Linked DNA regions of Mus musculus: all the other regions are linked to region 1. A link is a loop called in an ENCODE intact Hi-C map of the cell type or tissue named here. Cell type or tissue: heart. All regions are shown on one strand.

Region 1 (8,000 bases):
TTCTGAAGGAAGGGCATGGATCCTGGAGAACAGGAGGAACATGTGGAAGAGAGAGAGGCCTGGGGTCAAGGTGTCCAGGTTTCCGGATCCACTGGATAGCAGGGTCACCGGTGAACTTCATTCTTTTAGTAACTCCCGAGCGACCACCGGCGGGGTGGCTGCTCTTGGCATTGGAACGCGCTAAACCAATAGATGGATGCTTACAGGACGGATGCATGGGAAGAGGGTTATTCAGGACCCACCAGCCAGCATAGCACATGGAGCCTGAGAGATGGGCCAGAGGAAACTGAGGAAAAAGAGCAGGCGACATTTCTGCAAAGAGCCTTGTGCAGGAGAGCTTGGGAGAGGCTGAGGGGCCTGGGTGTGGCTGGGGCTGAAGGTGGAAAGAAGCCAGGAGGAGGGCACAGGCCACTGGGGTCTGGTCAGCCAGAAACAGAGAGGGTATCATGAGAGAGTGAGGTCTCCGGCTGGTGAGATGGCTTAGCAGGTAAAGGTACCTCTTTGTCAGGCCTGACAACCAGAGGGCAGAGTGGTCACCCCTTTAATTCCAGCACTCAGGAGGCAGAGGAAGCTAGGATCTCTGAGTTCGAGGGCAGCTTGGTCTACAGAGTGAGTTCCAGGACAGCCAGGGCTACACAGAGAAAGCCTGTCTTGGGGGGTTGGGAGAGATGGACAACCTGAATAAACTAACTCCAAGTTGTTCTCTGGTCTCCAGATACTGTGGCATGTACACACACACACACACACACACACACACACACAGTGGGGTGGGTCTGGGCTGTAGAGTTGACCTAGAGTTTGAGGAAAGGAAGCACAGCAGGGTGCCAGCCCCATGGTGGTCTTGTGGCACAGACAGACCCCTGCTGGTAACCTCTGCAGGGGCAGGGACATGAGACAAAGCTCACTTCAAGGCTCACATCAGGCAGATCTCACAGCAGAGCAACTGCCCTTGCTCCACAGAGGGCTCTCAGAGGGACGTTGGGAACCCTCCTGGCCTGGCTCCTGGGCTAGTCCGGCCCTTTGCCCACCTGTTAGCCAAGTCCGAATTTTGAATCATCTGTTTAAAAATAGATCAAGGGTGCCACCTGGTGGCCGAAATCTCAGCCATGGACGCTCCGGACCAGACCTCTGTCCAGGTGTGTCAGTGTCCCAGGAGGGCGCAAAAGACATTCACGCACACTTCCCAGTTAGCACAGGTGATCCTCAGATGACACTGAAAGCCAAGGGACCCTAAGAAACCCAGGGGCTGGAGTTTCATGCCCAGTACCAGCCTTTCTTCCCACACTCTCCGATTTCCTTCCAGACTTTTCTCCACACACCCAGATACTTTCTAATGTAAAAAGTGATTCGCAGCCCACAGAGTCAGGAAACTGCTGGGCTCCCACGCACTTCAAGATGGGGTTTCTCCCTCTCTGTCAGCCGAGATTTCTCCTGGTGGGCTGAGAGTGCTTTCGAGATGCCACCAGACAGGGCGTGACCAGGAGCCAGGTGAGCTTCCCGACATCTTCTCCCCTTGTTCTCCCTCCACTGAGGAAGACTGGATGACCACAGACCTCACCAAGAGGACAGGGAGTGGGACAGGGGACAGATATCACACTACCGGGCTGCTTCTGTCCACAAAGGTGGCAACTCAGGACAGTCACTGTCCTTAGCTTGCCCCAGGGGCTCCCTAACTCGTGGTCCTGCCTGCTGGAGGTAGGCACGTAGTAGCCAGGACAGAGCAGATCCACCCATGGGGCACCTCAGCCCCAGGGTGGCGTCTGCTGTGCTTCCAATGGGCTGTGCTTCTCAGTGGAGGCTCCCTGGCCACCTGTCCTGTTCTCCCACTCAGAGGACTTCAGAGCACAGAGACCACATCCCCGTTGTTGTCTGGGAGACTGGAGCAACTTCACAGTCACCTGTCTGCTCTTGTCACTTGTGGACGAGGCGATATGGGACAGGAAGTGATTGTCTCATTGGATGGACCTACCCATCCAATGAGACTAACTGTAAAGGAGCTGCTGATACGGGGACCACGGCATCTCAACTGCTTACAGCCACTTCCGAGGACCCCCGGGGTTCATTTATGCTTTCCATTTTCCAGATGGGGAAACTGAGGCCTGGGGAGGGGAACAACAAATTGAGTTGCACGTTTGCTGAGTGTCCAAGGACCTTGTCAGTCACTTCCCACTTGGGAAAGCTCTGGTTGAGGGGCGGGGCTCTCTCTGGCCATGTGACTCATGGCTGGACGTGGCTAGGTCTGGTGTGTGACATGTGGTGTGTGACATGTTGTACTGGAGTAGTTCAGGGTGTCACAGCTCAGAGCACAAACTGACTGGAGGACATCAAGCACTCACCAGGGCCTCCTGAGTCCTGCTGGAGGGACCGTCCCACTCACACCAGGTGTGAGACGGTAAAGAGGGACGGCAGAGGAGGAAGGAGGCTCCCTGCTAGTCCTAGGTAAAGTTTAGTGATATGAGTGGTGACAGCAGATCATTCGAAGGATGAATATGGCCAGTCACCTGGCTAGACATTTTCTCACCTGGTCCTAAAAACAACCCCCAGAGGGAGGAAGGTGATGGCCCCATTTAACAGATTTGAAGACTGAGGCACAGAGACTAGGAGATAGGAAGGCCTAACCTCTGAAGCTGAGGTGTCCCGATATCTGTCCTCCGTGTACCTGGAATATTACTCATGCATATTTTCGGATAGCTTGAAGGATTGTGGGCTGGATGTGTGCCCTGGGACCCCACAGGCAAATCACCACTCTCGGTTGGGGTCCAAACTTCATCTTTGTCCCTCCCCCGCATCCCGGAGGTATTTCCACAGTACAAGGGGCTTTCTCCTACCCACAGGGGTCATGAATCCTTGCTCTTTGCAGGCTGTGTTACCTCTGGCCAGTAGTTCAACATCCCTGTGCTCTTGAGATAGACAGCTCTTCACACATAGGCACGGAGGGTGCACTGGTGCCTGTAGGAGTCGGATGGTGTCAGCAACTGCGGGATAAGCTGTGGGCTCCAGGAGGGAGCAAGCAGGTCTTGGGTGGGTGGGAGCTCTTCACAGACAAAGCACGTTGCGGGGTTGTCCCTGATAAGGGTGCAGGTCCTTGAACGTTGAGCGTTGGCGTCGGTTGGAGAGAGCCTGTGTAAGGAGGAACCTAGCTTGAAGTGTGTTTACAGTTTAGGGGTTGTGATGTAAAACTCCAGAAACTTAGCCACGCGGGCACAGCCCCGGGAGTCCTCCGCCCGGCCCACCCGAGACCCTCAAGTTCCCTGGCCAAGCTGACTGTGTGGTGCTCTGGCCAGACAGTACGTGACCAGCAGAGGGCGCTCGGCCCAAGGCTGTGAATCTGCAAGAGCCAGGACACCAGCGAGGTGGCCACTTCCCTGCCCAGCGCCTGAAGCCATCAAGAGTGGCCAGAGGAGTGGCACTGGAAACCGATTGTGTAGCAGGATAATTAGGGTCCCTCGGTGCCCTTGGTGTGTTCAGGTGCGGGAGAGCAGCTGAGACATCTCAGCTTTGGGGCTGGGGCTGGGGGAAGGATATAGCAACCCTTCCTACCATACAGCCCCGCCTGTGTCTTGTTCCCCCCTGCCCTGTCCCTGCCCTGGCTCTGGAATGACCGAGTGTCTGTCCTCACTCGCCCTTGAGTGAACTCTGTGAGGAAGGCATTGCCCTCACCTTTGTCCCACTTTACCAAAAGACCAGAGCAGGTGGACAGGGTCCCACTCAAGTCCCATCTGACTGCACAGCCTGGGCTCCAGCATCAATCTAACCTCATTCTTTCTTTTTCATGGTATTAGGAAGGTTGACAGAGCAACAGACAGACAACCACAGATCACTTCCTGTCTGGCACTGTTGGTGATCTGGACTAGGGAACTCGGCAAGGTCTGCCCGGTGGCTGAGGGACACTCTGAGATGAAGGCTGGGGATGTCCTTCCGCGGGGCTGGCTTCCCAGAGGCCACGGCTGTGTTACCTTCGCTGTAGAAACACAGTTTTTTCAGGAGTGTTAACAGTTAAGGGCTCTGAGGCAGGGGGTTATCCTCGAATTTGTTTTAGGAGGGTCAGAGCTGTTAAGAAGGCTACTGAGGTGGCTGGTGTGTAAACCTTCTCTCCAGAACCTCCCTCCTGACTCCTAGGCCAGCCACACCCTCGGATTTAGCTGCTGGGGGCGGGGGCATTGAAGCTGGAGGTAGGAGTAGCCAGGCCTGTGACTCCTCCCTCTGACACTCCTGTCTAGGCCTGTGACTCCTCCCTCTGACACTCCTGTTCCCTGAACTTTCCTCTAGTGATAGTGTCCCAGGCCAAAGGACTGGGGGACAGCAAGCGGGCCACCAAGACACTCTGGGGAGGAAGGTGACCACGGAAGAGGGTTGGGGGTGGAAATTAGGTTTAGGGGCCATAACCTGAGGTTGAGGCCTGCCCCTGTCCCTTCAGCAACTGTCTAGACTCTGAGCCTCACTTTACCTCCCTGGGCATGGAGGCTGCACTGGGCTGTGGGCCACAAGTGGGTGTCCAGGGAGCCTCGTATCCCAGCCTCTCATGGGAGGAAAATTGTTTTCAGGGAGTGCAAGACACGGGTTCCCTCCCTCCTCTACTGGACATTGGAGCCCTCCACTCTCCTCAAGATGGTCTGGTGGTGGGATGGCCAGGGGGAGGGCTCAGGCCTGGGTAGGGGGATGGCCAAGGGGTAAGGTTCAGGACTGGGTGGGGGGAGGGCTCAGATCTGGGTAGAGGGTGGCCAAGGGGGAGAGGAAAATCTGACCCCACCTCTCAGCAGTTCACTGTTCTTTTTTCTTTGTATTTAAGATAGTTATTTTAATATACTATATTCTGATCTGTTTCCCCTCTCTTGTCTGCCCCCTGCAACACACTCACTCCATGCCTCTTTTTTCTCTATCTTAAGAAAACAGACAGGCAAATAAAAAAGACAAACAAAAAAACAAATAAAACAAAAGACCATGAGAAACGCACATCACGGACGCATACACACACACACACACACACACACACACACACACACACACACACGCACCCATGAATGCACACATACATGCACATACACACCCATACGTGCACATGAACGCGTGCACAGACAGATGCATGCACACACGTGTGAGCACACACATTCCAATAAAAACACAAAATTGGAAACCATAATATAGAAGCAAAACTCTAGTAAGGTTTTTTTTTTTGAGTCCAAATAAAACAACACAAGATAATAATAATAATAATAATAAAGATATTTTCCAAAAATACCTTCAAATTTGTGCTGGCCATCTACCCCTGGGCATGGGGCGTGCCCTTCAGTGTGGTTTGTATATCTAGTGAGACTCCCTTGGAGAAAGTCATTTTTCCCTTGTGACAGGATGTCAGTTGGAGATAGCTTCTTGGTTAGGGATGGCAGATGGTGTCCATTGCCCCTTCTCAGCACTGGAACCCCATCTGGTTTGCACCCGTGCAGGTCCTGTGTGCAATGCCATGGTCTTTGTGAGTTCACATGTGCATGAGCAGTCCTGTGGTGCCTGGAGACATGGATTCCTTGGTGTCCTCCCTCCCCTGTGGCTCTTATAGTCTTATAGTCTGCCTCCTCTTCCCCAGAATCCCCGAACCCTGAAGGGAGGGAAATGATGGGGACACTCCATTTAGGACTAAGTCTTCCAGAGCGTTCACTCTCTGCACTTCATCCCCAGTAGACTCTATTCCCATCTACTGCAAAAGGAAGTTTCTCTGATGATGGCTGATCTATGAATATAGCAGATTGTCATTAGGAGTCATTTTATCGCCATGTTCCTTTAGCGGAACAATAGTATTTCTTCTTCCCATAGGCCCATGGCCTCTCTAGTCCCAGATTTCTCGACCCCGAAAGCAGTGTCAGGCGTGGGTCTCATCTCATAGAGTGGTCCTTAAATCCACTCAGACAGCGGCTGGTTACTTCCACAACCTCTTTGCCACTATTGTGCCAACGGGCCATGTTGGCAGGTCAACACTGTAGATCAATGGTTTTGTACAGGGCTTAGTATTTACATCCTCCTCTGGTAGCGGGCAGGGTACCTTCCAGTAACCATGGACACTCGTCAGTAGTACTGAAGGCTTTGGTTAGACACCAGCTTGACTTCTCTGTGTTCGGTGAATTACAGCCATAGGACCTTGCCTTCATATTGTGGGAGGTGACCAATAGCTTTGGCAATAGCCTGGGTTGCTTGGGGGTTTCCTTGGGAGCCCTTTCACCAGCCACTCAATTAAATGTAATCCATACCTTGTCTTGGATTTCACTTAGTGTCAGGAGACATCTAGCTGAGACTTCGTCTTCCCTTTGATAGAGTGATTATATTTAGATTTCTTTCATGTGTGTATATATTCTTAAAAGCATCAACTACAGTAGGTTTCTATGATTCTTCACTTGTCACTTAGTGTTAGCTGTGCCTCCCCATACTCCTTCCTCTGATCTTCCCTCCCATTCCTGTAACCCTCCCCCCCTCCCCCCCTCCCCCTCCCCCCTGTTCTATCTCCTCTTCCTTGGGGAAATAGAATCTCCCCTAGTTCTCTACTCTACACCTACCTCTTTCCTAATTCCTTATCAATGCCTAGTACTAACCGTTGTGGTTCATCACATAGCAGCACAATTATCGAGTAACCTAAAAGCTGACATCCACATATAAAAGATTACATATCAGAGTTGCCTTTTGAGGTCTGGGTTACCTCATTCAAGATAATTCTTTTTTCTAGATTCATCCATTTACCTGTAAATTTCATGGTTTTTTTTTTTTTTTTTTTTAAAAGCTGAATAGTACTCCATGGTGTAAATGTACCACATTTTCCTGATCCAGTCATCTATTGATGGGTGTCTGAGCTGTTTCTGATTTCTGGCTATCTATGAATAGAGCAGGAGTTAACACAGATGGACAGGCGTCTCTGTGTGAAGAGCCCTCTGGGTATATGCCCAAGGAGAGGCATAGCTGGATCTCCAGGTAGATCTGTTCCCAGCTTCTTGAGGAAGCCCCCACCCATGGACTTTCACAGTGACTGTAAAAGTTTGTACTCACACCAGCGATGGAGGCGTGTCCCCTAACTCCACATCCTCATCCCTGTGAGCTGTCATTTGTTTTATTGACCTTGGCCACTCTGACTGGTGTAAGATTAAATTTTGAAGTAGTTTTGATTTGGATTTCCCTGATGGCAAAGACGTTGAACATTAAACAAAAATTTTTGTCAGCTATTCGTGCTCAATCTTCTGAGAAGTCTTGGTTTAGACCTGTACACCGCCATTTTATTAAAAATTGGGTGATTTGTTTTCTTTATGTCCAGTTTTTTTAGTTCTTTATGTATTTTGGATAGTACCAGACATATAGGCGGTAAAAAATCATTTCCCATTTTGTAGACTGTCACTTTGTCCAAATGCTGGTGTCCTTTGCCTCTAGGAGCATTGTCCCGAGGTCCATTTATTAAATACCGACCTCAGCGCCTGTGTTAACGGTGCTCTGTTCAGAAAGTCTCCTCCTGTGCCAATGAGTTCAAGGCCATTCCCTACTTTCCCTTTTATCAGACTCTGTAACTGGTTTTGTGTTGAGGTTTTGATCCATTTGGAGTTGAGTTTTGTGCGGGGTCCTAAGTATTTGCATTCTTCTACATGTGGACAATCCGTTTGGCCAACACCATCTGTTAAAGATGATGCCTTTTTTCCAGTGTGTATGTCTGGCTTTTTTTAAAAAAAATCAAAGATCAGGTGTCTCTATAGGTATGTGGATTTATGTCTGGGTCTTCAACTCAATTCCATTGATCAATGTGTGTTTTTGTCAATAAGATGTGGTTTTTATTACCATAGCTCTGTAGTACAACTTGAAATCAGGAATGATGGAGGAGACCTCCATCCATCTTTTTATCATTCAGGATTGTTTTAGATATCTTAGTTTCTCTCCCCCACCCCCATATGAAACTAAGAACTGTCCCTTCAGGTTCTCTGAAGAACTGTGTTGGAATTTTGATGGGGATGGCATCAAATCTGTAGATTCCTTTTGGT
Region 2 (8,000 bases), 270 kb after region 1:
GCTAGGCTTGTTTCTTTAGGACCTGACAGTGAGTGCGGGCAAAGTTTTAAATGCACAATAGAGGAGTTCTGTGGGTGTAACAAAGTGTTGATGGAAACGCAGATCAGGGATGGAAACCCAGGACCACAGCGTACACAAGGAAGGCAGTTTTGTATTATTAGGGAAAAGAAAAATGAAGTTCCTCTCTTATTCATTGAGTTAAAGACACACGGTGAACAGCACAGACATCCACATCCACCCAGTATACTGAGAACTCCCAAATAAATTCCCTCCCAACCGTCCCGGGGGGGGGGGGGAAGTCAACTAAAGCCAGAAACATTCGTCCCGTTGAAAGTGTTAGCAATGGCACTAAACCAGCTTCCCAGTGCGGCTAGCAGGAGCGTGGGGGATCCCTGCCCAGAAAGGGAATAGTCTTAGACGATGGGAGAGGTGAGTCTTTATCGTGCCAGCTTTAAAATTTTTGTTACAAATTTAAAGAAAAGGTTTTAAAAGATTTTTTTTCAAAAATAAGTAGGAAATCTTTTAAGTAAGCCAGCAGAGGCCATGGGCCATAAAATTTAGAAGGTTTCTGGAAATCTCCAAGATCAATTGATGGTCTAAAATTTCGAATTTACTTTCTTATGCCCACATGAGGAGAGTAGTGGCCACCATAAATACAAGGCCAACATGAGCCGTTCATTTAAGCTGGTGAGCTGCCTCATAGCCATGATCAGGATGCGCTCCCTGGGGCTGGAGAGAGCAGCTGGGTGAGTGTAACAGGCACTCAGACAAAATGGAGTTACTGTGGGCAGCTCAGCTCAACTTTGCTTTAGCTTTGGGTTGGTCGCTGCTCTATACACTTTCTATTTATTCTTGTGGCGTGTGTATGTTGTGTGTGTGTGTGCATGCGTGCTGTGTGCGTGTGTGTGTGTGTGTGTGTGTTTGTGTGTGCATGAGGAGGCCAGAAGAAAGCATCTGGCATCTTCCTCTGTCACTCCCTACCTTATTCCCTCGAGACAAAGGCTCTCATTGAACTTGGAGCCAGCCATTTTCCTGGCTGGCCTGGCTGGACTACTGTCCAGGCTCCGTGATTCAATCCCCATTGTCTCCTCCCCACACGGTGTTAGGGTTACAGGCAAACCCAGCTTTTTACTCCAATGTTGAGAAATCTGTGCCCAGGTCCTCATGGTCGTCTGGCAAGCACCGTTACCCCCTGAGCCCTCTCCCAGGTCCCCCATAAGCATCTCAAGTATATTTGAACTAAATTGACAAAGAAACTGCAGCTCACACACTAAGGACCTGAACTCATGACATAAGTAGTTTTGAGTCACCCACTCCTTCGAGGGAGACTTGCGGCTAAAAGAGGAAATTCATTTCCATCGAGACAGGAGAGTTTTTATTCCTGTTGAGTAATCTAGATTCTGTGGAAAATGAAGCGAGAGGCTGAGGTCGCGCTTAATGCTGGCTTGCATCATGTGATGCATAAGGAAAATATTTGGGATCGGTTTCTGGAGTGGACTCGTGGAGCACCATGGCTACAGTGGTTAAAAATCAACACAGTTTACCGCACAGCACGGGCATGAGTCACCCTGAGTTTATAGATGCGCCCGCTCTGAACCGTGAAGCCATGTCTTCAGCCACCCACCCCGTCCTCCCTCTTAAAGATGAAAGAAAGGGGGAAGGAAGCAGCTTTCTCACACACAAGCAGTTCCTGGAACTGGAGTGACGTGGGTATGGTTATACATTTCTAAAATTGAAAACTTAGTCAAATACACCCAAGGCTCACACACAACGAAGTGCAAACAGCTAAACTCAAATACGCAGTTAAGGATGAAATGCACACTTGTAAAACATCGTGCCAATAATTCTATTATGCAGAAACGACAGTATCTTGAACATAGACACGGATTAAAATTTAACTTTGCCTTTTAAAGGTTTTCTTTTTTATCATGACAAGATCTTCCTGCGTAGCCAAGGCCACCCTTGAACTTGTAATCCTCCTGCCTCCGCTTCTCAAGTGCTGAGATTCAATGTGTGTGTGGTGACCATCAAGCTTGAGGCTTTGCCTGTGGCTTGTCTTCATTCTTATCCCGCAGCAGAGAATTGCTCTGTCTTTAGTCTCTGGACGTAAGCTCAAGTCCATTTTAGTAAAAGTTGCAAGGCCCAGGCAACAAGTCTAATTCTGGCCAAGTTTAGTGTTGAAAACACATTCATTTCTGGTACCAAAACCCAGGGGAAACTATATACAAGCCTTGAGCTTTCGTAAACCTTCACAGGTCAGGGCCAGCCAGCAGAAATCTGCGTGTCCTGGAGGTGACACCAGAGAAAGAAACCACAGCCTTTGTGACCTCGTGTGGCCCAGTGTGGGCTTGTGTGAGAGCCAAGGCCTATGGGGTAGGTGCAGAGATTTAGTTGGGGGTCTGATATAGCTCAAATGAAATTTAAGAAATGAAATGTATGAAGACTAGTTCAAACTCATTGTAAAGTGAGACTCAAATCATGGACATGTTAATGTAGATCTTTGGCAAATTAGGGCCGTGCATACATTCAGATACCCACCAGACTGGCCTTGAGCTCAGAGATCCAACTGCCTCTGTCTCCTGAAATACCCAACTCTTTGCCTCCAACTTGACTATTTCCCTTAGTGACTGTTTTGTTTTAATCCCTGACAATGCAGCCACTTATCACCTGATCCGTTACGTTGCTCCGTTTGGATATTCATTGTTTGACTTACCAGATGCTCTGATTGGTGTGTTCTTTTTCACACGCAATGCAGAACATTTAAAGACACGGCTTTCCCTCTGAATGTGGCTTTGGCTGCTTCTAAAATGTTGCTGTTGCCATAAATTGATACCCCAAATAAGCTAAAATGTAATGTTTTGCTATCTCCTTGATCTAAAACTTGTTGAGGAGAATTTGTTTTAAAACTGCCTACTGCAACTACCCAGCGATTAGACAAAGGTTAATTAAATTGTGGTAAAATTCACACAGTCACTGCACCGTCATAGGTGAGAGCCAGATGATGCACACTGTATTGAAGGTGATGTCCCCGGCATAGGTGAAATACACATACAGCTTTACTGAGTAGCCTAGAGTGGTGTCCCTGGCAGCTGAACTCAGCAGCCTGGGGGTGCAGCCTCTGGAAAACGGTGCTGGCTGAGATGTGGAGCAGAGCGCCCTCTGGAGGTAGCCTTGAGGGAGCGCATCTGTGAAGGTGCACTCTGGTGTGTGCAGACCATCTTGTACTGTGAGGCCCACAGACACAGACACCATAAGGGTGACGATCTGGGTTCCTCCATGAAGCATCTGTGTTAGTTTCTTCCTGCATCGCAGTGGCCAAGCAGCAACAATAAGGGACTTGAAGAGAGGTTTATTTTGACACACTGCGTAGCTCTCAGCTGTGACTTCTGTCTCACGTCTTAGAGGAACTGGAAGCAGAGGCCATACAGGAAGTATATCTGGCCTATGACCCTCAGTGCAGACCCCAAGTGGTTCACATTCTCCAGTGAGGCTGCACCCTCTAAGGTTTCCACAGGCTTCCTAGAGAGGCTTCAGCATTTGGGGACCGAACATTCAGACACACAAGCCGTGGGGGACATTTCCTAACCAACCCATACTGGCATCGTTAGCAGAGAATCTGCCCTGTGACTTTCTCTCTGAAGTCCGTGACCATATCCTCCCTGGCTGGAGTAATTGCCACTGTGGGCTCCCCAGAGGGTCATTCCTTCCTCCTCTCCATCCCAACAGTGACTCAGAAAGCTTAGATGGATTCAAACACACACCGCTCCCAGGGAAGCTGCTGCCCACCAGCTCCGGGGAGACTGGGGTGGAGATGTGGCTCGCGAGCAGCTGTGGCCAGTTTTGATGGTTTCCTTTCTTGATCCATGTTTAAGCCCACCTGTTGTTCTTTCCGAGAAATCTGAGATTCAAGGTGAGTTGGTGGCATCACGGGTCCAATCTGGCCTCAGGAGAAAGATGTCTATTCTCATAGAGAACTAGGGGCTTCTACCTCAGTTGCCCTGGCTCACAATGGTTGGCATGAAGATGAGGGGGTAGCATCCCAAAAGGTACACTGGAGGTGAAGGACTCACTGAGCGCTTTGAAACAGGCCCCTTGGAGGGGGCATCCATTTATAGATATGAATGTGTGTCTGTATGTGGGTGTGTACACAAGAGTGCAGTGCCCAAAGAGGCCAGAAGAGGGCATTAGACTTCCCTGGAACTGGATTGACAGGCAGTTGTGAGCCTCCATGTGGGTGCTGGGAACTGAACTCTGATCGTCTGTAAGACCAGCCAGTGCTCTCATCATTGAGCCAGCTCTCCAGCTCCATTTTAAATTGTGTGGTTTCTCTTTTTCTTTAACTCCTGGTTTCAGCCCCTCCGAGGGAGGTTTTCCGCTTGTTGTAGCTTGTTGTATCCCACTCTCAAACCAAGCATGAAGCTCCGTGCAGAAGCCGTCCTATGGACCGAGGGATGGGGGCATCTCCTCTGAAGTGTTTGCATTCATCCTTACTAAGTGACATTTATTACACCACCTGCTTATTCGATCTGTGAAGTCTGAGAGGAACATCAAAGGCTGTCAGCTATCACTGTGGCTTCAAAGAAGCGTCACATTAGAGCCCTTCTCCTGCAAGAAATAGTTAGAGGGCCAAGTTCACAGCCACCATGTCGTCTTGACGGTTTGTGGGTTTGACAAAGGTTGAATGCACATTTCGACGGTGGCTTATGTTCATCCTGCATCCTGCTCACTGAGAGAAGCGCATATCTGTTCTGCCTGTGTTCTTCTTCACCGCCCCGCTCACCCTCTGTCGCCTCTTGCTCTGGGGTGTGTCCCTGATGGAGAGTTAGCACTGGACCTTTTCTCTGAGAGTCAGAGCAGAGGACTCTGCCTTCCATCCGATGCACCTCGATATCTCATCGGAGCTCCCGTTCACCCTCTTTTGTTGTTGATGGCGTTTGGGGTTTTGCTTCGTTGAATTCAGCTGTGTTTCCCTCCCTATTTTCCCCTGGATTTGGATCTGACTACTGTGTCCCTTGAACAGTTCCACCAACATCTCTAAGCCCGGATGAGTCTGTTACGGTCAGAACTACTCGGTGACCAATTTCTAGCCTGCTGCTCCTGCCCAGGCTAGCCCTCTGGCTGCTTCCTACAGAATAAACAGTGTTCATCCCTCGCCAGTCTCCTCTGTGAAACTGACCGGCTTACGGCTGCAGACACCCCCCACCCCTGCCCCATCATCACCTCTCTCCACACAGCCACACAAGGGCGGGGACCTGTCCTTCTCTCGAAGCCTGATGTGGCTGCTGCAGGACTGGGGCTCAGGCACTTCATCAGTGGGTATTCTGCATCTGGCTCTTCACCGCCTAGGTTATAAGAGATCTGGAGGTTCAGCCCTAAGACTGCAGTGTTTTTTATTGGTTTGTACAATTTGCTCATAGAATAAGCTGAGGTAAATAAAGTAAGTAGTAAGTCCTGATGTGAACTTAAAATAACCGGTTACATAATCGCAAAGCTAGTGCAGCTGAGGCTGGAGAGATGGCCCAGATTAAGAGCACTTACTGCTCCCGCAGAGGACTCGAGTTTGCATCACAGCTCCAAAAAGATCTGGCGCCCTCCTGTGGCCTCCATAGACACTGCACTCATGTGCGTGAATCCACACTCAAGACACAGACAAATACACGTAATTAAAACATTAATTTGCAGGGTTAGATTGAACTTAGATTTGCCTCAAACTAAAGTCTCCTTCTCTACTAATTTTCTCACTACTGTGATGATAAATCTGGCTGAAGTCACCTGAAGGAGAGGGCTATTTTGGTTTGAGGGTACACAGTCCATGACGGCAGAGAAGTCGGGGTGTCAGGAGCTAGAATCAGCTGGTCAGGTTGCATCTGTAGTCTAGAAGCAGGGAGAGAGGAATACTGGGGCTTGGCTGGATTTCCCCTTTTTATTTCATCTGGTACCTCACCCCATGGAGTGATGCCACCCACATTTAGGGTAAATCTCTTCTCTTTACCTTCTGGAAGCTTCCTCATAGATGTAGCAAAGCGTATGTCCATGGTGACTTTATGTCCCATAAAGTTGACAATCAAGATGACCACCAGACTCAACTAACTCTCTCTCTCTCTCTCTCTCTCTCTCTCTCTCTCTCTCTCTCACACACACACACACACACACACACCAGTGTGATCAATCTTTTTATATCAGCTCAGGAGGTGGCTGCTTAGAGTGAGACATGGTCATGACAAACACCACCATGGTCAAGGTCTCCCTCAAATGTCCCTAGCTCCCATCAGCCTGAATGCATTGAGTCTACTCTGAAGGTGCTCCCTTCACTCCCAACCAAGCTGTCTCCCTTTAGGGCTGTTTCACGTCCTCCTTGGCCCCTGCACCTCGGGCTGTGCCTGCCACACACTAGGTGACTTCAGTCGCTGGGTACGCACTCCTGAACTTGGCCTTGATGCATCCAGACCAAGGGCCACTTCCTCCAGGTGAATTCCTGCTTTGAATCTGCACAGAGCCTCTACTCCATTCTCTCCTTTCCCAGCTATGAGAACTCTGGGGGTGGGGGTGGGGTGGGGAACCATGGGAGCCCATGAAGAAAAGAAAATGCAGGCCAGGGCAGAACCTCCTAAGTGCTTCTCCCTTGTGGTCAGGGTGAATTGCTCCATCCAGACAACCCATTGCAAAGCTGAGTCCTTACTCCCTGGTTTGGTTTCCAGCTGTCCCTCCAGGCTCCCTTCCAAGTCACTACACTTTGTGACACACTTCAAATGCCCTTGCCGCTTTGCTCGTCACCAGAATTGCCCGAGATGGCACAGCTCAGTTGCAAGCCAGCACATGCAATCTTCGGGCAACCTCAGGTTCTCAGGTTCGGGGCAGGTTTGAGATTGGGTAACTGCTCTGGTTTGCTTTCTATTGCTGTGTTAAAACACCAAGGGGTTGTTCTCTCCTACAGCGTACATCCCACCGTGAAGGGAAGTCCTGTCAGGAGCTGAAGCAGACGGTGTGGAGAAAGGCGCGAGCTGGCGTGCTCATCACGGCTTGTTCAAGCTTTTTTTATACAACCCAGGACCACCTGCCCGAGAGTGACCTGCTCATTGTGGGCTGGACCCTCCCCCATAAATCATAACATATCACACAACAGAGAAAATGGCCCACGGGCCAATCTGACAGAGGAATTTTCTCAGTTGAGGGCCTTCTCAGCTGATCCTACCTGTGTCAAGTTGACAAAACTCGATCCAACACAGAGATCCAGCAGTGAGGTAAGACACGGTTTCTCTACTATGTCTCACATGTTTGTGGAAAGCAGACCTAGAGCTACAAATCCCAGAAGGTGCCAAGCCTGTCACCACGGTGTAAGAGCAGACATTGCGCATGGCAAGCGATGGCATCCCAAGCAGCCACTCTGTGCCCTTTTCAGATCATAGGAGACTGAATTTCCTGGCCAGACTTCTCTGGAAGCTAGATCCAGGGTTCATGGCCTAGGCTTGAGATTCAAACTGATTCTTGTTCTGTCGCTTGCATGCATTTAATCAAGCGCATGCTAGTCCTAAGTGTGTGTTTTTCCTCCTGTGGGCAACAACAAAGACAGTGGGGACAGTTCGCTGACAGTGCGTGCATCATACCCAGTGAGGATCGGACAGAGAAAGATATTAAACCCGGAGGCATCCAGTGTGCACATCGTGTGGAGCTGACTTCCTGAGAGACTGCAGCATGTGTGCACTAATGGCTTCTCTCGAACACTAAATCTCACTCCCTACTGTGGAGAGTCAGTGCTGGGGACAACACCTGGTCAGTTTCCTGCCCAGTCCCCAGTCTTCTTCCTCCCTGAGAAGAAACCTCAGGCAGCATTTGGGCAGCAAAGGCTCAGATGTTCCTCGTGATACACTGAAGCCTGTCTGCATCTGACTCTCACTTTCCCGGCCTCTTTTGCAGCATAAAACAGCCATATAATTCTCAGGTGAAGCTTGACAGTAGCTTTTCTGGGGGAAAAAACCGTTTTTCCCCTTTCTAAGTAAATC
Region 3 (8,000 bases), 360 kb after region 1:
GCAAACCCATGTGTGACAAATTTCTGCGGGGTTCGATCTATACAGATGGCCTTGGGGGCAGAAGCCAAAGAGTGCCTTTGAAGCAGCAGGGCCTTGGCAACCAGGGCTCAGCCCCTCAGGGCTTTGCCAAGGAGCAAAGGGTTCTGCTGCTCTGGAGAGGAAGCAAGGCCAGGCATCAGAGCCACCAAATCCTCGGACCCTACCCCAACCTGGTGCCAGTTCTCTTACTGTCTCAGTCATAGTTTTCCCAAAAATACTTCTTGGAAGAAAATAGTTGAAACTTTGTTTTCTACTCTGACCATTCCACAAAACCCTGATGAAGGAGTCTAGCGAGAAAGAAAGACAGTGTGCACACACACAGGTGCACACATATGTACTCATTCACACATGCGTATGCACAGGCACACTGGTACATACACACACACATACATACAGGCACACATTCATACACTAATAGGTCACTGGATACCACAGGCACACATGCACACACTCACTCACACACACATACACACTCACACACATGCCCACACACTCATACACACTCACACACATACATACTCACACACTCACACACACATACACACACACATACACACACACACACATACACACACTCACACAGGCCACTGGTTATCATCTCCACAAGTGAGTAGACATGCGAGCGTTTTCTGAGGACACACTTCCTCAGGGGGTGTCAGATCTCAGCTTGGATCCTGCTGCATCCACTTTCCACAGTCAGGGACAGCAGGGGCCTGACATTTTTCACAGAGGTAGCAACTCCATCTGATGTCTCTGAACTGCACCTCGACAAATAGCAGTCACTTCTGAATCTACTTCTCCGAAAGGTCACCAGCCAGACACCCACAGAAAAGCCAGCCGTCACTGTCACTGTCCCCGTTCCCCCTCTCCATGTCCTCCACATTGTGTCCCTCCTCCCTCAGTCTGCCTTGTAGAACTGCACAAAGGGAGAAAGGTACCAGAGAGGAAGCCCACCTGCCGGGCTTGTTACCTGCCTGGCTGCCAGCATTCCCTATTCTTCTGTTCACCAATAAGAGGCAGTCCCATCACGCACGCAGGGCCTGGCTCACATACACAGACTTGCTTCAAAGCTGTGAGGCCCATGTCTGCCCTGAACCTGAAGCCAAAACTCAACAACCACATGCTGTCCCCATGTCCTGCAGAGGGAGGCTCTTGAAGAAAGCACAGAAAACTCGGCCTCTCCCAAGTTCCCCCACGCACCCTCAGCCTGCAAGGGAGATCTCAGAACCACACTCACAAGCTCACCACCTTGGCCTGCTAAGCGCTGGCCTCTACTGTGATGGGGCTAGGGCCATCTCCACCTGCAAGGAAGGAGGAGGACTAGACCTCCAGTCTGCCAGGAAGGGAAAGGCCCTGGACACAGATGGGACAGTCAGCTCAAAGACCCCCAACGTATCTCCCTGTGCTACAAGAGGCGGGGCCCTGTCCATGAGTTCCAGTCCTTCAGCCGACTGACAGATCCTCAGTCCACAACTGAGAGCTCAGGTCATCCCACCCCCAGGAAGGACGCCTGTGTAAGGGAAGCCAGGCCTGTGCCCACCCATCCAATCACTCCTCCTAGTACTCTTGCCACTGTCCCAGAGCAAGATGAAAGCTAGCCACAAAGCTGCTGGCCTTGTGAAGACAAGACTCCAGCAGCCATGGACCCGAAGCTGCAAGAGAAGGGGCTGTGCTCTGGAAAAGAGCCTCTCGGGACCCCTGCTGAGGTCACTGTTGAGCTGAGAGTGTATGGGGGATCTCAGGGGATGGAGACAATGAGGAGCAGAGGGGAACTGGGGAGGTTGGAGGGTAGAGGACCCCTCAGGAAGAGAAGAGCTGGGGTAGTATGGTCACCAAGGTGCCCACAGCTCCCCATGGCTCCCACAGCACTCCAGTACCTCAAAGCCTGGGTCAGGCCCACCTACCCATGTGGAACATGGCAGGAGCCAACCACACTAACTGTAGGAGAGAGATGGTGGCTTGGCCTCTCTGAGCCCCAGTTTCCCCATCAGAGATGGCAGAGGAAAGAGAGACAAATCTAGCAGCCTGGCTCTCATCCCTCATGCCTTGAAGGACACTGTGCTCAAAGGTCCTGGTTTGTCAGTAATGACTGTCCTCAGCTAGAAACCGGTGAGAGTAACAAGGAACCGTAAGGGACAGAATCCTGAAGGGTGTCAAGAGTTGGCTCTGGATGAATTCTGAATCTAGAGTCTTTTGTGCTCTATGACCTTGGATGGTTTATCTCAGGGTCTCAATTTTTCTGAGAAAATGCAAATAACAATGAGTCTCTCTCTGTGTCTGTCTGTCTGTCTGTCTGTCTGTCTCTCTCTCTCTCTCTCTCCCTCTCTCTCTCTCTCTCTCTCTCCCTGTCTCTCTCTCTGACTGCAAGGATCTAGTAAAGTAAGCAGGACTCCCGGCTTGTGGTCAGTCCCTGCAACAAATGCTTTGGGCTCACCCAGTTCCTTCAGTATGGATGGGGCAGACCCCAGATGCCAAGCTCAGTCAACTGCAGGTCTTCACAGAACCTTCTTGTAGCCTCCTGCTGAGAATCACTGATTTGGGGTTCATTTATGTCTAAATGGGTTTCTGCCTGAACATCTTACCTTTTTGTGATTTTCCTTTCAAATTATCGAAGGATGTGCTCTTGGCTTTTGAAAACAGAAAATGAATAAAATGTCAACGGCACAAAATAAAGAATGAAAATCAAGTCCTTCCCCGGCATCGGGATGCCGAAGTGGGAGCCGCTCTTTCAGGACAAGATGCCCTGACTCCCCAAACACTCATCACCCACGCTATATCCAGTCTACTTTAAATGATCACCTGAGAGGAATTCAGTCTTGTTTATCACTCGCACCCCTGTCCCTGCTCCCCTATCGCTCACTCTGGGCTCCCAGCCCAGCAGCCCTGCGTCCAGCAGCCCTGCGTCCCCACTGGCTTGCAGTTAGACAGGACCCTGGAGAGGTGAACCCCCAAAACCTTTCCACAGCTCCTGGCCCATAGTTGGCACCCCACAAACACTGTGACAGCTGGGTGCCTTCCCTGCATGTCCCGTGGGAGGCAAAGATGTCACTCAGTGGGGAAATGTGTTATCGAGGAAGACCCAGGAGTCTGAGGCTGGCCAAGACCACAGCACTGTGCTCCATCATGACCCCAGAAGGGGCAGGGGGCATCCAGGGGTGATGTCACCCGCCACCTGCCACCCGCTTGCTATGTGGCGGGAACGCTGTGTCAAGGCTTGGCCAAAATATGGTACTCATGCTCTCGGCCTTCCGGGGCAGCTCATCCCTACTGACAGACAAGGTGGAGCAGAGAAGCAGGGCACACCTTGCAGGGTGTGGCAGAGACCAGCCCACCCCAACCTGCATTCACAAGGAAGAGTCTGTCCAGGCCAGAATGACTGTGGTGAGACGGGTGTGACATTCACATTCAATCTTGCACAGTATTCATTGTTTGTTTTCAATTCAAATGCAATAAAACCACGCAGTTCACCATGGCCATAACTTGGAGTCCCCCACCCCCTCAGCGCCTCACCCCACCCCACCACCACCCCAGAGCAGGGGTTTCCAGCAGCCTTCTGCCTCCCTCTCTTGTCTGGGCACCTTTGTAGAAACGAAATGCCCCTGGCCCAGGCGGGACTTGAGGTGCCATGCTGCCCCCTGCTGGACCCTTGCAACAATGCACGAGCCAGAGGCCCGCTGCGGAGAGCCTCAGCCTGTTTGCTCAGCAGGTGCTGAGCCCTCACTCACAGGAAGAGCACTGACCCTGGAATGCTTGCGCCACCCTTCTGGGAAAACTGTCACCTGGTTTGCCATCTACCTCCAAACATGGGATAAAAATGGGTAGAAAATTAAAGCAGATGCACTAAAAATCAGCACTCTACAAATAACTTCTTTTAAAACCTAAAGTCAATACAAACGTCTCATGTTGTATAAAATATTGAAGTCTTCAGTAAATAAGGGATCCTCTCACTGATTTTATTCTGTTGCCTCTAGCTCCAATATTGTTGAGCATAACACTGTAATTCATCTGTCTTTATTTAAAGCCCTGGTATTTTGTTTGCATAGATTTTTTGGCATTAATTTTGATTTTTTTAAAATTGCATTAAAATGTCATTTATCTTGATTACAGGTGTGGTTTGGGTTGTTGGTTATTAGTTTATTTTAGTTCAGCATGTCCTTATATTTTGAGCCCAAGGCATGATGTCTTCTTCTTTGTAATAGCTTTGGCTCTGCCCTGGCCCATCTCTCCCCTCCTCTCCCCATTACCCTGTGGACTCCCATAGGCTCAGGCATCTAAATTCCTCATGCTCCTGGCCAGGAGACAAAGCCCTCTTCCCCACCCTCAGCAGCCTCTAGAAAATGGAACAACCAGGGAATGGGCCGTTGCTAAGTTCCTTCCCAAGGGGACACATAAGCAATTCCTCCTTCCTAAGGCCCCAGTGATAAATGGAGACACCATTCCACTAAAATTCACTCTGGGGGGGGGGGGCTGATAAGTTTATTGGACTTTCTCAGAGCATAGAATGAAGAGTTACCTACAAAAGTGTGGAAGATCCCCCCAGTAAAAGGCTGCACTAGAAAATCTCCACCCAGCAGGGATGACAACTGTCCCATAACTACACACATGGAGTCGCTCTCCTATTCTACTTGGCCTGTACGTTCTGTGCCCTCCCCAATGCCTCATGCGGTTAGGACAAAGTTGGATACTGTAGGTGGTGTGGAGCAAGTGGCTGCAGACTCTGGTCTCCCTGTCCCGCTATGGGAGGATGGCGTAGTCATCCAACAGGCCCAGCTGAGGTGACCTTTGGCAAGCAAACTCTCCAAGATGGCCGTTGTTTGGGTCAGAGGAGTCTTGTACAACAGAGGATGTCCTCCGGAGCCTCTAGAAAAGAGCACAGGGTTGCCACGACCGATTCTGGTGGAGCTGCCAGGTGCCCTCCTCTAAAGCTATGAGGTCATATATCCTATCTAAGTCTCTGAGCCGATGACATAGTTACAACATCATAGAGACCCAATACAGTGACTTCCAAAGTCAGTAAGGTACGTGGAGGCCCCTGAGGTGGCTCCAAGCAACTGCCACATGCCTGGTTGCCACATGCCTGGAAGGGGTGGGTGCCCCACAGTTATGTGACAAGCATTACAAATTGAGGCTTAAGGCAGCAACACTTGACTCTCATGGCCTGGGGGCACAAGCCTGAAGCAGGTGTCTTAGTTAGGGTTTTACCCAGGTAACTCTTATAAAGGCAAACATCTCATTGCGGCTGGTTTGCAGGTTCAGAGGTTCAGTCTATTATCATCATGGCGGGAAGCATGGCACTGTGCAGGCAGACATCACGCTGGAGGAGCTGAGGCTTCTACATCCTGACCTGAAGGCAGCAGAAGAGGACTGTCTTCCTCAAGCAGCCAGGAGGAAGCCTTCTTCCACATTTGGCAGAGCTTGAGCACAGGAGACCTCAAAGCTCACCTACACAGTGATGCACTTCCTCCAACAAGGCTACCCCTACTCCAATAAGGCCACACCTCCTAATGATGCCAAGCACTGAAATACATGAATCTATGGGGACCAAACCTGCTCAAACTACACAGCAGGCGTCAGCAGGCATTGCCCCCCCCCCCCCACTTACAGCTCTGGGGTAGAGCCTGCCACACCAACTTCTGGTAGTGCTGGGTGTGGCTTGCTACACACCTGGCTTCATCATACCTGTCTCCTGGGGTTGTCACTCTGTCCTCCTGTCTGTCTAAGATCTTCCTCACCTTCCTCTTCCATGGATCCTTGCAATGGTATTAGGGTCCCCCGAGGACACTCACCCTATCTCTGGGTCCTTGAGTCACCTGTATCCAACTTTTCCCAAGTAATGGGATCGGGACCTGAGATCTTTGGAGCCATTTTCCTGCCTTCCACAGGCCCTGTGACACAGTAGCTGCTCTCTAGGATGGCCAAAGGAGATCCACTTAACCAAGTGTTGAGAGTCCCGGAGAGCTAAGTGCAACCCAGTTTCACACCTGCCCCTCATCTTTACCAAGCCTGTTCGGCAGCTACCAGTGATTCTAAGCCTGTTTCTGCATTTATCCTGGGAACACCAGTCATGTCCCACAAGGTCCTCAGAGTCCTGCCTCCCCAAAGTCATCCCCACTGATTGGGGCCTGGAGCTAGGCTGCTCAAGACCAGGCCTCAGGCTCCCACTGCTCTGCTGCCTGGCCTGTGTCTCTGCATGCTCACTGGAAGGTCAGGGCGACACTGTGTGAAGCTTAGTGGGCCTGTCCCTGAGGCTCACCAGTCCAGGCAGACTCAGCTCAAGCCCTTCTCTTCAGGAGCTTGATCTGCCCAGCTCCCTGTGCCTCAGATGCCACCACACAACTGCACCTCACATCATATGGTCAACTGTCAGGCGATTTCTGGTCTTGGGAGCCAACCCCACAGGACTGCCGCTCTCGGCGGTTTATCATCCCCACAGATGGAATTATAGCTTTGGCACGGGTAATTGGCCACATATTATCCCATATTTTATTTGTATTTATCATTACAGCTAATTATATGGGCCAAGACTTGTCACTGGGGAAGCATATAAATTATGCCTAAATCATTTGTGCGGAGCCGGTTTCCAAAGGAAAGAGTCAACAGCCCATCTGGCTCTGAGATTGGAGGGGGGGGGCGGTTACAGACGTGTGAATTACACACAGAAATACATCTAGCTCTCCTATTAATTATGCATGGGCCTATACACTGGACCCTTATGGACCGGTGTCTCTGTAGATATATGTATCTTGTATCTGTATTCTTTCTCAGCAGCTCATTGGATCTTAGAGTACATTTCCAAAGGAAGATAGTGAAGGGTTCTTTCACTGTCAAATCGGCAAGACCACGGTCCCTGTTAGTCAACCAAACAGTAATTTTGAGCCCGGCATCAGCTGACCATGTGGAGATTTTCCTGGACGACCTGCATGGGTCAGGCCCAGCTAGGTGAGAGACGTCACATGCAGCCTAGAGCTCCCTGAAAGAGACAGACCTGCCACCCACGGGTACTGTTGCAGCCACACCAAGAGGCCAGCCTGTGCTCAGAGTCAGTTCCATGGGTTTCACACCTGCCCAGACGGACAGCCAAGTAATCTCTGAGACAGACTTCCTCCTGCCTTGTTTATCTGGCTCTGCTTGACCCAAGACCATGACCTTCGAGTGTCATCATTCAGCAAACCAGGCAGGATGCTAATGAGATCAGAGCTGGCCCAAACATATCTAGTGACCTGTTGGTTCCTTAGAGCCAACATGCCTTTCTAGGTCCAAAACGATCACAAATAGACCCCAAAGGTCAAAGCCTGGCGGAAAGTTTTCAGGATCCACTAGTCGTCCCCCTTGGTAGGGAAACTGGCACTCAGAAAGAACGCTGTCCTACTGGGCCCACCATAACCTCTACCCTTCCAACGTTCTCACAGTGGCTCCAAGGAGCACTCTACTTATTAGAGTGAGCTGGAGAGGAGCACAGGTCTCTGGGAGCACTAAGGAGTGGGAGGGTTCTCTGCCCTGGCAGGTAGCCAGATGTGTAAAAGCCCCATAGTGCAGAGATCAGGGGAGCATCCAACCCCTCCCAAGGGAGGGAGGCAAGATCAGCAGCTGGCCTATGTGGAGAAGACTGTGCTGTAGGGGTCTGCAGAGATCTCTGTGTATTTGAGGGTCCCCAGAGACTAGAACCCCGAGGGGGGCATGATTGGCCTCAGGCAGAGACTAGACAAAAAATTAGAATGAGCAAACTCAGAATGTTCCAGAAGCTCTTCCTGAGGACAAAAATCTATTGACTTAATATTCTTTAAGAGTATTGATTAGAATGACCTATGCAAAGTTGATACTGAATTAGTGAGGAATATATTCATTTTTAAGTATTTAGGAAAACAAGAAAAATCTATGTGGCTTATTCCGTTCCTCAGTGAATGTGACAACGTGAGAGAGCTGGAAACACTGTAGCTTAGTCATTTGTCTGTCATTTGTTT

Evidence for each region. Hi-C counts contacts between places; a loop is a spot of excess contacts. Peaks named below come from ENCODE experiments on the same cell type or tissue, not always from the same donor. Only the 100,000 strongest peaks of a DNase experiment are listed, where the experiment ranks them.
Region 2: a loop joins it to region 1, with 9 times the contacts of the local background. A loop is called at or near these places in 8 of 42 quality-filtered maps.
Region 3: it touches region 1 in a loop (8-fold over the local background); 27 of 42 quality-filtered maps call a loop at or near these places.

What each region holds. Positions count from the first base shown.
Region 1 is chr2:173,183,223-173,191,222 of GRCm38, forward strand. No RefSeq gene overlaps it. Among named protein-coding and RNA genes, the nearest start is that of Zbp1, 32 kb to the right of the region's middle. In heart, a CTCF peak has its summit at 1,099 (motif pointing left); DNase peaks (open chromatin) are centred at 959 and 3,309; H3K27me3 peaks cover 2,066 bases.
Region 2 is chr2:173,450,724-173,458,723 of GRCm38, forward strand. No RefSeq gene overlaps it. Among named protein-coding and RNA genes, the nearest start is that of Gm14642, 60 kb to the left of the region's middle. In heart, CTCF peaks have their summits at 3,164 (motif pointing left) and 5,601 (motif pointing left); a DNase peak (open chromatin) is centred at 1,568.
Region 3 is chr2:173,542,836-173,550,835 of GRCm38, forward strand. No RefSeq gene overlaps it. Among named protein-coding and RNA genes, the nearest start is that of 1700021F07Rik, 24 kb to the left of the region's middle. In heart, a CTCF peak has its summit at 3,699 (motif pointing left); a DNase peak (open chromatin) is centred at 3,676; H3K27me3 peaks cover 3,570 bases.